2 separate regions of the Mus musculus genome follow, and region 2 is linked to region 1. The links are chromatin loops, found by intact Hi-C in ENCODE. Cell type or tissue: left cerebral cortex. All regions are shown on one strand. Each heading gives the region's core, and the rest is flanking DNA. Links, peaks and the distances in the headings are about the cores only. Region 1 has its middle 86 kb from the start of Gm26327. Region 2 has its middle 28 kb from the start of Gm38996.

What was found. A loop is a pair of places that touch in the nucleus more often than their neighbours do. Peaks named below come from ENCODE experiments on the same cell type or tissue, not always from the same donor. Only the 100,000 strongest peaks of a DNase experiment are listed, where the experiment ranks them.
Region 2: it touches region 1 in a loop (6-fold over the local background); 13 of 42 quality-filtered maps call a loop at or near these places.

What each region holds. Positions count from the first base shown.
Region 1 is chr7:39,713,395-39,720,154 of GRCm38, reverse strand. No RefSeq gene overlaps it. Among named protein-coding and RNA genes, the nearest start is that of Gm26327, 86 kb to the right of the region's middle. In left cerebral cortex, for the core only: a CTCF peak has its summit at 3,598 (motif pointing left); DNase peaks (open chromatin) are centred at 3,236 and 3,581.
Region 2 is chr7:40,264,310-40,271,069 of GRCm38, reverse strand. No RefSeq gene overlaps it. Among named protein-coding and RNA genes, the nearest start is that of Gm38996, 28 kb to the left of the region's middle. In left cerebral cortex, for the core only: no CTCF peak of the experiment used is centred there; no DNase peak of the experiment used is centred there.

The DNA.
Region 1 (6,760 bases), core at 715-5,714:
TGTACAAGCTTGCAATCCCACCAACAATGGAGGAGTGTTCCTCTTTCTCCACATCCTTGCCAGCATCTGCTGTTATCTGAATTTTTGATCTTAGCCATTCTGACTGGTGTGAGGTGGAATCTCAGGGTTGTTTTGATTTGCATTTCCTGTTAGGAGCGGGTGTGGCGGCAGTCCCAAAGGCGCCAGGGACTGTAGCTAAGTCGTATGACTTGCACCTGACTTCCTCATATAAGCCGCAAACATCTTGAGAGCTGTGCAGGTGCACCAGGATACCGGAGAATCCAGTTTGATGGAGATATGCCCCTGCTGCCCTGATTAGCTGAAGCTGCGTGCCTGGTGAGGCGGCATGGCCTGCTGTGCATGGATGAGAGTATAAAAGGAGTGAGAGGCCCAGGGTTCGGGGCAGATATAAACAAGAAGAATCAGGACTGAATAAACTGCTGTTAGAAGGACTGGTGGTCGTGTCGTTCTTGCTGGTCGAGAGCGGACGCGACAATTTCCCTGATGATTAAGGATGCTGAACATTTTTTCAGGTGCTTCTCAGCCATTTGGTATTCCTCAGGTGAGAATTCTTTGTTCAGCTCTGAGCCCCATTGTTAATGGGGTTATTTGATTTTCTAGAGACCACCTTCTTGAGTTCTTTATATATATTGGATATTAGTCCCCTATCTGATTTAGGATTGGTAAAGATCCTTTCCCAATCTGTTGGTGGCCTTTTTGTCTTATTGACAGTGTCTTTTGCCTTACAGAAGCTTTGCAATTTTATGAGGTCCCATTTGTCGATTCTCAATCTTACAGCACAAGCCATTGCTGTTCTATTCAGGAATTTTTATCTTCGAGGCTTTTCCCCACTTTCTCCTCTATAAGTTTCAGTGTCTCTGGTTTTATGTGGAGTTCCTTGATCCACTTAGATTTCAGACTATTCTTTCTTTACTACCCAGGGTCATCTACCCAAGGTAGCACAACCTACAATGGCCTGAACCTTTTCACACCAATCATTTATCAAGAAAATGCCCTACAGACTTGACTACAATCAATCCAATGGAGCCATTTTCTCAATGGACGCTCCTCTTCTCTATTTCTACATTGTGTCAAAAGTATATCAGCCAGGTATGACAGTGCCAGTCTTTAGTGGCAGTACATAGGAGGCAGAGGCAGGCAGATCTTGGTGAGTTTGAGGCCAGCTTGGACTATATCGTAGGTTCCAGGACAGGTAGAGCTATAGAATGACTCTCTCTCTCTCTCTCTCTCTCTCTCTCTCTCTCTCTCTCTCTCTCTCTCTCTCTCTCTCTCTCTCCACCCACCCCCCCGAGAAGTTTAAGAAAATGAGTGCTCATGGTTAAGTGGATGGAGTCCTTGCTGAACAGGACAGATGCCATCTAACCTTTTAAGGTTCCTCCCAGCACCAGCACATGGTCATGGCCTCTCCAGGAACACTCTCCACCCATGCGTGAGAGAGTAGAGTGCCAGAAAAAACAAAAACAAAAACAGAAGTTGGGGACTGGTCCTAGACATGTTACCTTGAATACAGCTCCCCACCACATCCTGGTTTCCCAGTCATACGACCATCATAAGACGTGGCACAACCAAGACTCCCCTGGTTCTGGTGCCTTTATGTCTACCCCACTTAGCCTAAACCTAAAAGGATAGAGCAAAGGCTTTGCTTATCATTACAGTCACAAAAATCCATACCAAGACACACTTAAGGACTACAGTATCTGGTCACAGAGCACAGAGCAGCTAAGTCCTTACTGCATAGCTTGGCTCTGCCAGCACAGTACATAACCAGGAAGCCTCAAGGCTTTCAACTGTGACCCCATGGGGAAGGGAACCAGAGCTCTCTGGACAGGGGGCTGGTGGAGACCTGTGCTCACTGTGAACTCAGCACAGGACTGTCACACACTGGACTCAGCTGGGAAGATGTTGAGGCCCCAGGAGTCCATACCACACCTATTGGGATAAGGCTCAAGGTCTTGGACTCTTAAAGCCTCCACCCACCCCAGAGATTCTGAAGTGGATAGAAGGGTAAGGAACGCTACCCCAGGGCAACCTCAGGTGCAGATTTTGATGTTCTGAAATTTGGGAATTCTCTTTCCTTGTAACTTAGCATGAACATTTAAAAAGACTGACAGAAAGATGAGCGGTAACATACCGAGGCACATTCAAAAATTAAAAGTACACAAGATAAAGACAACTTGAGGCCCAGAACCTGAACCTAAAAGCCAAGACACAGGTGAAAGATACTAGGCTATGTTGCTCCTTGGGAAAGGAAAATGTACGCTAGGATTTAAAGACATTGCTACACAAGGCAGTTTTAAGGTTGGATGTAATATTTAACTCTAAGAATTCTCATTTTGTCCCTTGTTCAGCAAGGCTGAGGGACCTGTGAGTATCAAAAAATAAAAAATAAATAAAAAACAAAAAACAAAAACGGATTAAGCCTCCTACCCAGTTGGATTTGCAGACAGTGGGCTTCAACGAGGTTCAAATGTGCTCCCAGACAACCCATTAAAGAACGTTCTGATTAAAGAGAGCATGGAATTTAAATGGTGAGATGGGCTGACTCTATGAAGACTCTCCTTGGGTCTGACTTTTCAGCCAGACCCAAGAAATCCACCCCCAACCTCTCTGTCTTCTATTTCAGGGTGAGAAGAGCTGGGCCTCTGGCTGTGAGGTCTAATTACCTATCCTGCTGGGGCTTCCTGCTGCCTGCTGGGCGCCCAAATACCCCTTGGTTGTAGCTTACTGCTTCGAAACACTGAAAGTAAAAGTCTGGAAGATCCTCTCCTCTGCCTGTTCACTCCCAAGTATTTATCAAACCCATTTCCTAGGAGGAAGCAAGTGGGAGATGATACCCCCTCTCCCAGACTCTGCAAAGCCCATAAAGTCCCCTTTCCTGTGAACAGAGTTCTTCTTAGTCTAGAGTCTCATGTTCGAGGTAAAGCTCTCCTGAAGTAAATTCTTACCTCTCACTCTGAAAACGTGGAAACCAGGGCAAATTCAGATAAGATGCTGGCTGTCGACTGCTGTCTGAACTCACAACTCATATCCTCATTCTGCACTCAGAAACCGAGAAGATTTTGATGGCAAGTGACACTATGCCTTGCACTAGCTCTGTGGCAGCCAGAGTGCCCACTGACACAGTTCCACAGTTCCACAGTCGACGCCTCACTGAAGCTCATCAGAGCTCTACTCCAAGGTGCTTCTGGGCAGCCCAGTCACTCAGAAGATGCCATAGGGCAGGCAAGGTCAGGCTCAGCAGACTTGATAGGCTTCTCTGCGGCAATTCTTTTCCTATTTTATATGTTGAACTGTGTACCCTCTGTTCAGATACCTATTCATATCGAGTGGATTTTGCATCCTTCAAAATATTCTTGGAAATGTCAGCACGCTTCTTCTACAATACCTTGTGCTAAGACAAAAGCTTGTGGCACCACTAACTGGTAAGCCAGCTTAGTGTAAATAAGAGGGGAGAAACACATCCCTTCCCCAGCGACACATTTTCACTCCAACTGTTGAAAAGAAAAAAAAAAAAAATCTAATGCAGACTTTACTGGGACAAAGGATTCCACGAAGTTACATGGAACTTTATTGCCATCTACTGGAATGCTTTTGAATGGTACCACACTGCTATGCAGACAGAGCTTCTGTGGGTTCCCAGGGCTCCTTGTGGACTTGATAGGGTTAAGAAATGTGGGCGGGGCAGCGGGGGTGGGGTGGGTGGTGGGTGGGGAGGATGGTAGTGAGCATGCCTTTAGGTGTGACTGAGAGGACATTTCAAGAGCCCATTAGATGATCAGGACTTTGGTATATTCACAACTTAATGATTTGTTTGTTAGTTTGTTGAATGGCAGTTAGAGGTGAGACCTAATTGGAGGAGGCAGTTCACCCAGGTTGGGTTCTTTGGGCTATGTAACAAATATCAAGAATGAGTCTTACCATAACAATACGTTTAGGACAAGTAGTTCTAATAGTCTTATCTGTTTATCCAGTAAAACCTTTCATTTACTCAAAGCCCCACTTCCGTATTCTAGGACTGCGTTGCTTCCTTTTCCCTTCCTCTTCATTTCCTATGCAACAATTCTTTCCAACGTAGCCGAATGAATAAGATTGTGAGGCTGGACCCTAGCCGATGAAGGAAAAACTTAATTCAAATCAAAAGACAGTCACCACCTTCCTTAGAATAAAACCCAAGTTCCGGTCTTGGGGAGTTCCCTCTTGTGCTAGAGTGAAGTTTGCCTTTTCCAGACACTTCATTTGGAGTGGTGGTCTCTTTTATTAAGACCCTGGACTTACTTCTATCAGCTATATGTCTCTGTGGACTCTTGTGGTAGCCCCCCTCCCTGCTTTCTCTCTGCCGCAAAGAGTTCCTTTGCCATAAACTCCTACTTCCATGAGGTTTTGCCCAACCACCTAAGTCCTGAACCCTCTGAAACAGTGAACCAAAGCAAATCCATCCACTCTAAAGTATTTTCTCTGGACTGAGTTATTACTTTTGTGTGCACTTGTGTATGCCTGCAAGAGTTTATGTGTGTCCTGTGCCTGAGGGAAGCTGTGGAGGCTGGAAGAGTTTCTCAGGCACCTTAGAACTGGAGTTGCAGGTGGTTGAGAGACAGCTTGTGAGTGTGTGGAACTGAACCTGTGTTCCCTGCAAGAGCGGTGATCATCTGCTTAGTCCCAGGTTGTCATTTCCTTCTCCACACCTACTGTCACATCCGATTGCTCTAGTCGTTTATTTGTGTCCCTCTCAGAGGTGCATAAGGACCTGTGCATCTTGGTCACTGTTCCTAACACAGGGCAGACCAGTGCTATGCCAGCTGCCTAACATTTGGCTTTGCCAAATGAGTGAGATGCCTCTCTGATTTTAAGTCACAGACTACATTTGCTATGAAAACTTATGCCCAATCATTCACCATAAATGGGTCCCTAGAAACTATAAATAGTGTGTCTTACCACTACCCAACCTCCAGCATTTATATTAGTGTCACTTTGTCACACTAACATTAAATATCTGAGAGAAATTACATAAAGGAAAGATTCATTTGGGCCAAGGGGGTGGTGGCTAGTTGGTGCCATGCATTAGAAAGAAGTTTGTGACAAATAGTAGGAATATATAGCAAAGGAGTGCCATTCACTAAGTGGCTAGCCAGGAGTCTGACAGGGAAATAAGAATGCTTCAAAGATATGGGAACAGTCCAGGTATATATTCCCAAGGATTCACCCTCAGAATCTTACTTCCTCTAGCTTGACCCTATTCCCTAAGTTGCCTAGAACCTACTAAGATAGCACAGCCAGCCAGAGGCCAAGCACTCAATATATGAGAGGGCAGAGATTCAAATTCAAATCACAGAAACAGAGGCTGGCACTAAGCCATTGTTCTCCTGAGAACTTGAACAAGGACTCCACTCATATATTCCACAGATATACCTGTGCTTTCAGCTAAATTCCCCTTCCTGACACGGCTTAGACTGAACACAGACTGAGTAGGCCATAGCTTCCTCCAAGTGGCAGTGGGGATAATTTGTCACTCCCATAGCCTGAGCTAGTGATGGAGAGATGGCCGAGAGACAGTGTAAACAAATGGACTTTGCTTGTTCACACCCAAAAGTCTAGTTTTGCTTTTTTTTTTCTTCTCCCAGGATTACAAAATAGTAAGAAGTCACAAGGTAGTGGTTACTCAAGTGGTGAATCAGCCTACCTGCAACATTTTCTCAAGCAAAACAAAAGAAAATTTTTTTGGCCTGGACAATGTGGGAAGGAATGAAGGTGATCAGGAGAGAGAGGAGTAAAGAGGGCAAGGAAAGAAAGAAGAAAGGAAAGGAGAGAGCAGGGTGGGAACCACCAATGGAGAGGCATCAAGTAAAACCCGTCCAACCCCTCTTTTAAAAACCCTGGTATTGCACCTGAGAGATGGCTCAGAGATTAAGAGCATCGACAGGTCTTACAGAGGACCCAGGTTCGATTCCCAGCACTCATGTGGTGGCTCACAAACATCTGTAACAACAGTTCCAAGGGATCTGACAGCCCCTACTGGCTTCCACTGGCACTGTACATACACAGTGCAACATACACACATGCAGGCAAACACGCATACATATAGGATAAAAATAATCATTAAAAAGCATAATATTAAACAACACTAAACTTTAATAACCTTTAAAGTGCATTTTATTTTGATGGAGGAAGCAGTATATCCTTTCATTTGGGAATAGCAACAAGACCTGAACCCCCTAAGTCTTAAAGAGAAATGACCTGAACCCCAAAACCTCTCCCTCTCCCTCTCCCTCTCCCTCTCCCTCTCCCTCTCCCTCTCCCTCTCCCTCTCCCTCTCCCTCCCCCTCCCCCTCCCCCTCCCCCTCCCCCTCCCCCTCTCCCTCTACCTCCCCCTCTCCCTCCCCCTCTCCCTCTTCCTCCCACCCCACACACATCAGGAAAAACCTGTGTGTGCCTGATCCTGGCCTGGGTAGAGACTGCAAAATGATGTAACAGAAGCTCAACTCTGGAAACTGCCAGGTCCTCATCAGAACTTTCTCCCAAGTTTCGCAGATTTCAGTTACAGCTTCTGCTGTCTGGAGTCACCCTTGAAGTTCATTTGCATAAGGCTTTTGGCCTTTTTCACTCAAGAAAATTGAGAAGACAAATGAGAGTGTCGGAAGCAAGCTTATTAAAATCTTGTGCTGCTCTGTAGCATGACACTTATTTCTACAGACACTTCTTGGGTGCTCAGTGACTTCATTTTTCTGGGACAGAAGCTCCATCC
Region 2 (6,760 bases), core at 759-5,758, 550 kb before region 1:
AACATGAGCTGAGATGGAGTGAGGCAAGATGTCCCAGACACAAGCAGAGTGCTATGAGCAGGAGAGGGGTGAGTGGACTAAAATTGACCACCTGCAGATGAGCCATCACTGGTATTAAGGTACCATCCATTCGTGGAGTGGTGGGCATTCACTAGAGAGAAGAGCTAGTTCTAAGAGAGAAGACAAGAAGAGAGTTTGAGGACAACGAATGCTTGAGCTCAGATCTATAGGATGAGGGTGACTCTGTCCATTATATAGAAGGAGAAGAGCCATTGCCTTATCTGGCATCAATGGGAAGGGGGATAACATTCTATTCTCCTTGGTCCTGTGGAGACCCGATGCCCAATGTAGGTGGGAGTAGGTAAATGGGTGGGGGAGCTCCCTTGTAGAAGCAGGGGGAGGGAGGATGGGATAGGGGGGTTGTTGAGGGGGAAAAAGGGAAGGGGGATATCATTTGAAATGTAAATAAATAAAATAACCAATACAAAATCATAAAAAAACGTGTATTGGGGTATTATCACCTAATATGGCTCCCTGGTCCACATGTCCAAATCCTTGGCCCTTGGCAGTTGGTGCTATTTATGGAGGTTCGAGAAACCTGAGGAGGTGGTGCCAAGCTGAAAGGAATGGGTTTCTAATAGACTTTGGATTTTCGTTTCTTTGCTTTTACCCCTGTGATCTTTTACCTCACTAAAAGCCCAGAATCAGCAGAGCCAAATGGGCAATGAACTTGGTGAAACCATGTCTTCCGTCCTTTGCTTCTATTGGATATTTTATTATAGCAGCTAGTAAAGTAACTAATAACCCTGAGTAGCAATTCAGACATACAAGGGCAAAACCAAGAGTTTGAGCTCACTGAGAAGCTGTCCCTGAGAGCAGGGCTGTCTCTATACACATCCATACATTAGATCCAAGCATGTTTGTCTCAAAGCATCTCCCAGGGCCTTTTGTCTGGGGTTAACTGTTCCCCGACAGCTTTGTGACATGGGGATGAGAAGGACAAAATAGTCCAAGAGTAAAAATGTTTTCTCCCTTTCTTCTGGGCATGGAAACTAGTAATAACAATAAATAAGCCTCTTATTTCTCAAACCTGTTTCTACCTGGTCCCCAGCCCTCACTTCTCTAGTCTCTATTGCATCTGTTTGGATTTGTTTGGATTTTAATTACACCTCCCAGGGCAGCATCTGCAGAAGGTCTCATCAGCAAGTGGATCAAGATCGATAAGCAAGTTAAATGGTGATACAGATGACTGACCTCTCCAGAGTTCCAGGACACACCATCTCACTCCCCAAAGGAAAACAACGAGCGTTCCATTTGCAACTATTTATTTCTGAGGCACATTATCATAGACACCATTAATTAATCGCCTACAATTTGCCAAGCCATGTGATGAATGTTTTATATACATAATCTGGTATTCTTACAGCATGCTTAAAGGCTCTACATATATTATCATTTCTATTTAAGACGTTGAGACTCAGATACACATTATCGATGACTGAGGACGCACCATGTGCCTTTCACTGCTAGATTCTAGGTGTGTGTGCAAAAAAGAAACTCATTTTTCCATTCCTCCAGCAATGTGGAAGGGCAGCAACCTCTTGAGACAGCACATACAAAACCCGTGCTTGCAGTGTCCTTAACTGATGCAGCGGGGACTCAGATGGTGCTTGAAGAAGAGCCTTGAATGTGAGCCTAGATGCTCTTCTTTACAATCAGCATTATGGAGTTCAAACAGGTCATGGAACAATGCCCATTCTTCCTCTGACATGATGGTTGTATCAGGAAGAAAGCAGAGCTGAGAGGCTTTAAGCTTATCCAGAAAACACATGCTGGAGGGCCCCCTTTCTTCAACCTCAGATGGCCATCTAGCCTCTTCTTTAAAAGACCCTGCACAATTTGTTCCTGTTGCAGAGCTCTGGGTCAGCAGTTTTTTTCACATTATATTTAGAAAAAGTAATAAAAGAGTTCTCCCTGTAGGCTCCACCAACTGGATGGTGTTATTTCAAATTAAAAAACAAAAGCAAACCTGAGTTGTGAAAGGAGACCAAATTACCCACTTGTGAGCAAGAAGACACACAAAAAAACCACTTATAGGGTCTCTTCTGGGGCACTTGCAGCAGCTCCCAAACTGCCAACTGAGGCAGGGGCTGGGACTCCAACTCTTGGCAGCTCCCTGAGGTATGTGACAGCCTTGGCTGTGCTCCTGGAAGCTTGCACAGATCTCTAGACTTGCAAGCACCTGCTTTCCCGTCTTGATTTAATACTTAGCAATCCTGGGTCGACCTCTCTAGCTCATCTGTAAAGAAAGAACAATAATCAAACTTGTTGAGTCCTGTGAAGATGAAGTGGAATGAAGCATACAAGGGATGTGTCTGCTCTGTAGCATGTAGCAATTCAGCCTAGTGCAGCTGATGATCACTCTGCTTGCTAATTGGCTTTATATCACTGCTTAATAAAACACAAACTCTCTGTCTCTATCTATTATGAAAAACAGTGTCCCAATAAGGGCAGTACTCGGCATGAAGGACTCTCTTGTTAGAGGCAAACATGACTGGATTTCTTTCTTGATGGAAAGAGATTCCTAAAGAAGTATCTTTGGGGGATGATCAAGTTTATACCTCACCTGTCACCCCACTGCCTGGCCAACAAAGACTTGATTCTGGGCTGACAAGGGAACAAAACACTGAAACATTTTCAGTTGAGAACTGTGGATGAAGTAACTAAAATTTCCCTGGCAACAGGGACAGTGTTCTGAGAGTTGTATGAAAGGCCATTCAGGGTAGCCATATCCTAAAGCTTGAGGTAAATGACATCTGCATTGTCCTTTGCCAGGTGGGTCCATGGTGTCTGCATATCCTAGGCTGTGTGACTCCGCAGTGTCCACACTGTTCTATACTTCGATGCTCTACCATCTGCACTGTTCTCACCTATGGGATGCTAGTGGCTTCTGGTTTTGAGCTGTGTATGGCTATACCACATGCACAGCTCTGGGCTCTCAAGGTCTATAGTTTCTGCCATTCCTTAACTTTGAGAGAACACTCTAACACATGCTAACACTTTTGTGTACTGTTTATGATTTGTGTGTGTGTGTCTATGTGTGTCTTCGCATGTGACAAAGTACAGGTGTCATGTGTCCCCAAAATGGGTGGACCCCAATTGTCATTCCAGGTCTGACCATCACTTTTCCATCTTGTTTGAGACAGAGTCTTTTCAGTCAAGCTAGATGGCCCACAAGCTTCCAGGGATTCTCTTTTCTCAGCTTCCTGTTTTCCTTAGGTGCTCTGGGATTACAAATGCATTCTGGCATTTGGCATTTGAATGGGTTCTGGGGGTCTCAACTCAGGTTTTCAGGCTTGTATAGCAAGTGTTTTTACCCACTGAGGCGGTTACTGTTTTCTGATATTTGTGGAGATGTTATACTGGAAATGGTATGGGAACTCTAGCTTCTACAGTTCTCTCTCTCTTCTTCTTCCCTCCCTCCCTCCCTCCCTCCCTCCCTCCCTCCCTCCCTCCCTCCCTCTTTCTCTCCCTGTCTCCTTTCCTCTTTCCCTTCTTCTGTTCATCCCTCCTTCTGTCTCCCCCTCACTCCCTCCAAATTATATAGCTCAGGTTGGCCTTGAACATTATGCAATCTTCTAGCTTCAACCCTGGGAGCTTCCCGTACTTTCTTTTTCTTGTCCCAGGAGGCTAGGAGCTTTAAAATGTCCTGTGATTCCACTGATAAGGCTCTTTCGATCCATCCCAGCTTGGTCTAAAGCATGACCCTATGCAAACATCCTGAAGCACAGAGATAGTATAGATGGGCAAAAGCATCAGAGAGTCTGAGAGAGGACTTTGTCATCACAGTCAAAGGTGAGTGGCTTCACTCTCCTCCTAACTGCTGACTCTGAGCAAGGTGATTTGCTCCCCAGGTTTCCAAGCACAAAGTCAAGACAGAGGCAGAGTACTTGGACGTCCTTTTCCAAGTGTTGAGAACCCAGTAGGCAGGATTTCCTACCTACACCGGATGGGAGATACCCATATTCTGGTGATGCCAGTCACTGAGGAGGGACAAACTTAGAAAACGATAATAGAAAGAAGGAAGACTCACATGGAAGGGGAAGCCAGTAGGAAAACAGAACACATGCTGCACTGCAGGCAAATTCATACTGACAGAGTGCTAAGTGATGTTGCTACTACATAGGGCTTCAGGGGAGCCAATCAGAGGAAAGCAGTTATGGGCACACCAACCACAGGACACACCAACCACTGTAGAAGACCAATCACAGCATAGAGCCTTGTGTGGAGAAGAGGGCTAGGCATAGGCATAGCTAAGGATCATTTGAAGTGGTAGAGAGGAGAGCCAGTGGTAAGAAAAGTCACACTCTGATCACTTATGTATGTTTTAGTCTGTTTGTTAGCTATAGGATTGAAAATAAAGTGATTTGTGGGAGAAGATGTTTACTCTGGGTCATAGTATCTTCATGGCTGGGAAGGCACCGAAGATGAATGGGTTCATCCATAGCAGTGTGAGTGTGAAGGGGCAGCTATTCTTACCTAGGTAGACCAGGAATCAGGAACTAGATCAGAATTAGAGGCAGGCATAATTTTCAAGACCAGTCCCTACTAAGCCACATCTACCAAATAGATCCCAGGTCCCAAAGGTCCCATGAAAGATATTTAACAACACTAAGTCTTCAAACACGGAGGATTTCAGACAGAAACATTCAAAATAGATGCATGTTTTTAAAGTACACTAATTGAGGAGACCAACTGAAATATATAATAATTGGGGAGAAGACCCCAAAATGCTATTGTAAGGTAAAAGAAAACACTTGGCATTAGGTGGAGAGGGCAAGAGATGCTGGTTGGAAAGGAATGCTGATGAGGACCTTGGAAGAGGTCCCAGACATTGAGAGAAGGGCCTCTGCACAGGGGAACATCACTAATTTGATTTTTCTGATTCCTTTTGAAATGCAGAAAATCCAGGACTCCTCATATAGCACTAGAGGCCATTTTAGAGAGAAAATCTTGGTAAAGATGACAGGTTGAGAAGCTAAATGTTGTGAGATTATTCCTAGCATGGATGGAACAACTGCAAACAACCTTGATGTCTACTTTCTAGAGACTTCTCCAATAGAGTGTATTGAGGCCTTTGAATAGAATGTGAATAGAAAAGATATTAACTGCCTCAGGGAACTAGTCACATTAAATGTAAAGAAATAGGATGCAAAACCAGGAGCATAATGCCTTCTGTGCTCCAAGTCAGACCATGTCCGTTCATTACCGTAACTACTGACATCTCTCACCTGCCTCCCACATATCCCTATCCTGCCTCCCTATCAGAGGCTCACAGCCTCTCTGCTTTCACTATAAGCTTTTCCCTAAACAGCACCACAGTGGCCTTTTGGTAAAATACAGAGCACATTATCTTACTCCTCTCCCCTTATTTACAATCTTCAAATGTATTATCTCCACATTTAGAATGGAGTAGAAATTCCAGACCATGGCCATCTAGATTCTGAGTGTCTCTCCTCCTGCCTCTGGCTTCTCTGCTCCCATCTCTCCCTGGATGCTGCTCACTCTGTCCTTACCATGACAATCTTCTGGCTGTCACTTAAGTCCCCACTCCCTAGCTCTAGTTGGGTCTCTATGCTAGCTTCCCTGTCACAGCGGTTGCTTTTCCTCCATATCAAGGAAAACTTTGCCTGTAGACCAAGAGACAGTCAAGAATTCTTTTACAAATTTGAAGATTTCGCTTTTACTTTTAGTTATGCGTATATGTGTACAGGTGTGTGCACATGAGTTCAGGTACCTTGAGAGGTCAGAAGAGGGTATCCTATATTAGTTATAGGAGGTTGTGAGCCACCCAGCATGCATGCTGGGAACTTAATTCAGGTCCTCAGCAAGAACAGGAAGTACTCTTAATGGCTGAACCATCGTTCCAAAACCATGTTTATATTTTTTTCAAGAGATTTTTTTTTCTCAGTTGCTTATAAAAGAAGATATGGCAGAGATCATACGTCCCAGAAAAGGCTGGAATATTTACAACTTTGTCCTTACTGAAACAACTTAGCACACCTTGACCTGGACTTTTGAAAGGCTCCTGCTTGCCGGTCAGGTTGTATTCCTATGTTCATGTCTCATAGAAACCATTCCTAACTTCTTCGGCCTGCAGTTGGGTCCTTTACCTGGCTTGAGTTATCCACTCTCCAGCAACAAAACTAAGAAAAATTATATATGTTTGTGGTATATCAGAGACTGTTCTGGATTCCAACGACTCTGTAATCATTCCAAGCTTGAAGCTTGGTGGTAGATGAAGTGGTTGGGTAAACAAACAGAAACCATGAAGGGCACAGGTAGGCAGGCAACAGAATGCGTGCTGTGTACAATTGTGCTAGGATCAGTCTCTCTGACAAGCTGACATTTGAGCTAAGACCTAACCTAACATAGTTGGAGGAGTGTTCTGGAAAAAAACTTCAGTTAATAGCTGTGGAAAACAAGGCAGCTAAGAGCTTGATGCTGGTGATGGAGGCCAGAGAAGCCCTCACCTGTGCCTCCTGTGTTAATCTGGATGATCTCTAGCCTTACCCTGCTCAATGTTCTTGGAGTGGGCTTACTCTAGTGTCAGCAGCTGGTAAATGGCACATAGACCTTTGTTTTCAAGATTGTTTGAGAAAGTAGCTAATGAACTTTTTAAACGTTCCCCCAAACTCAAACACACACAAAAAACTGAATGCCAAAAATCTACTTAAATTCTGCTTGAACGTTCCCCCTT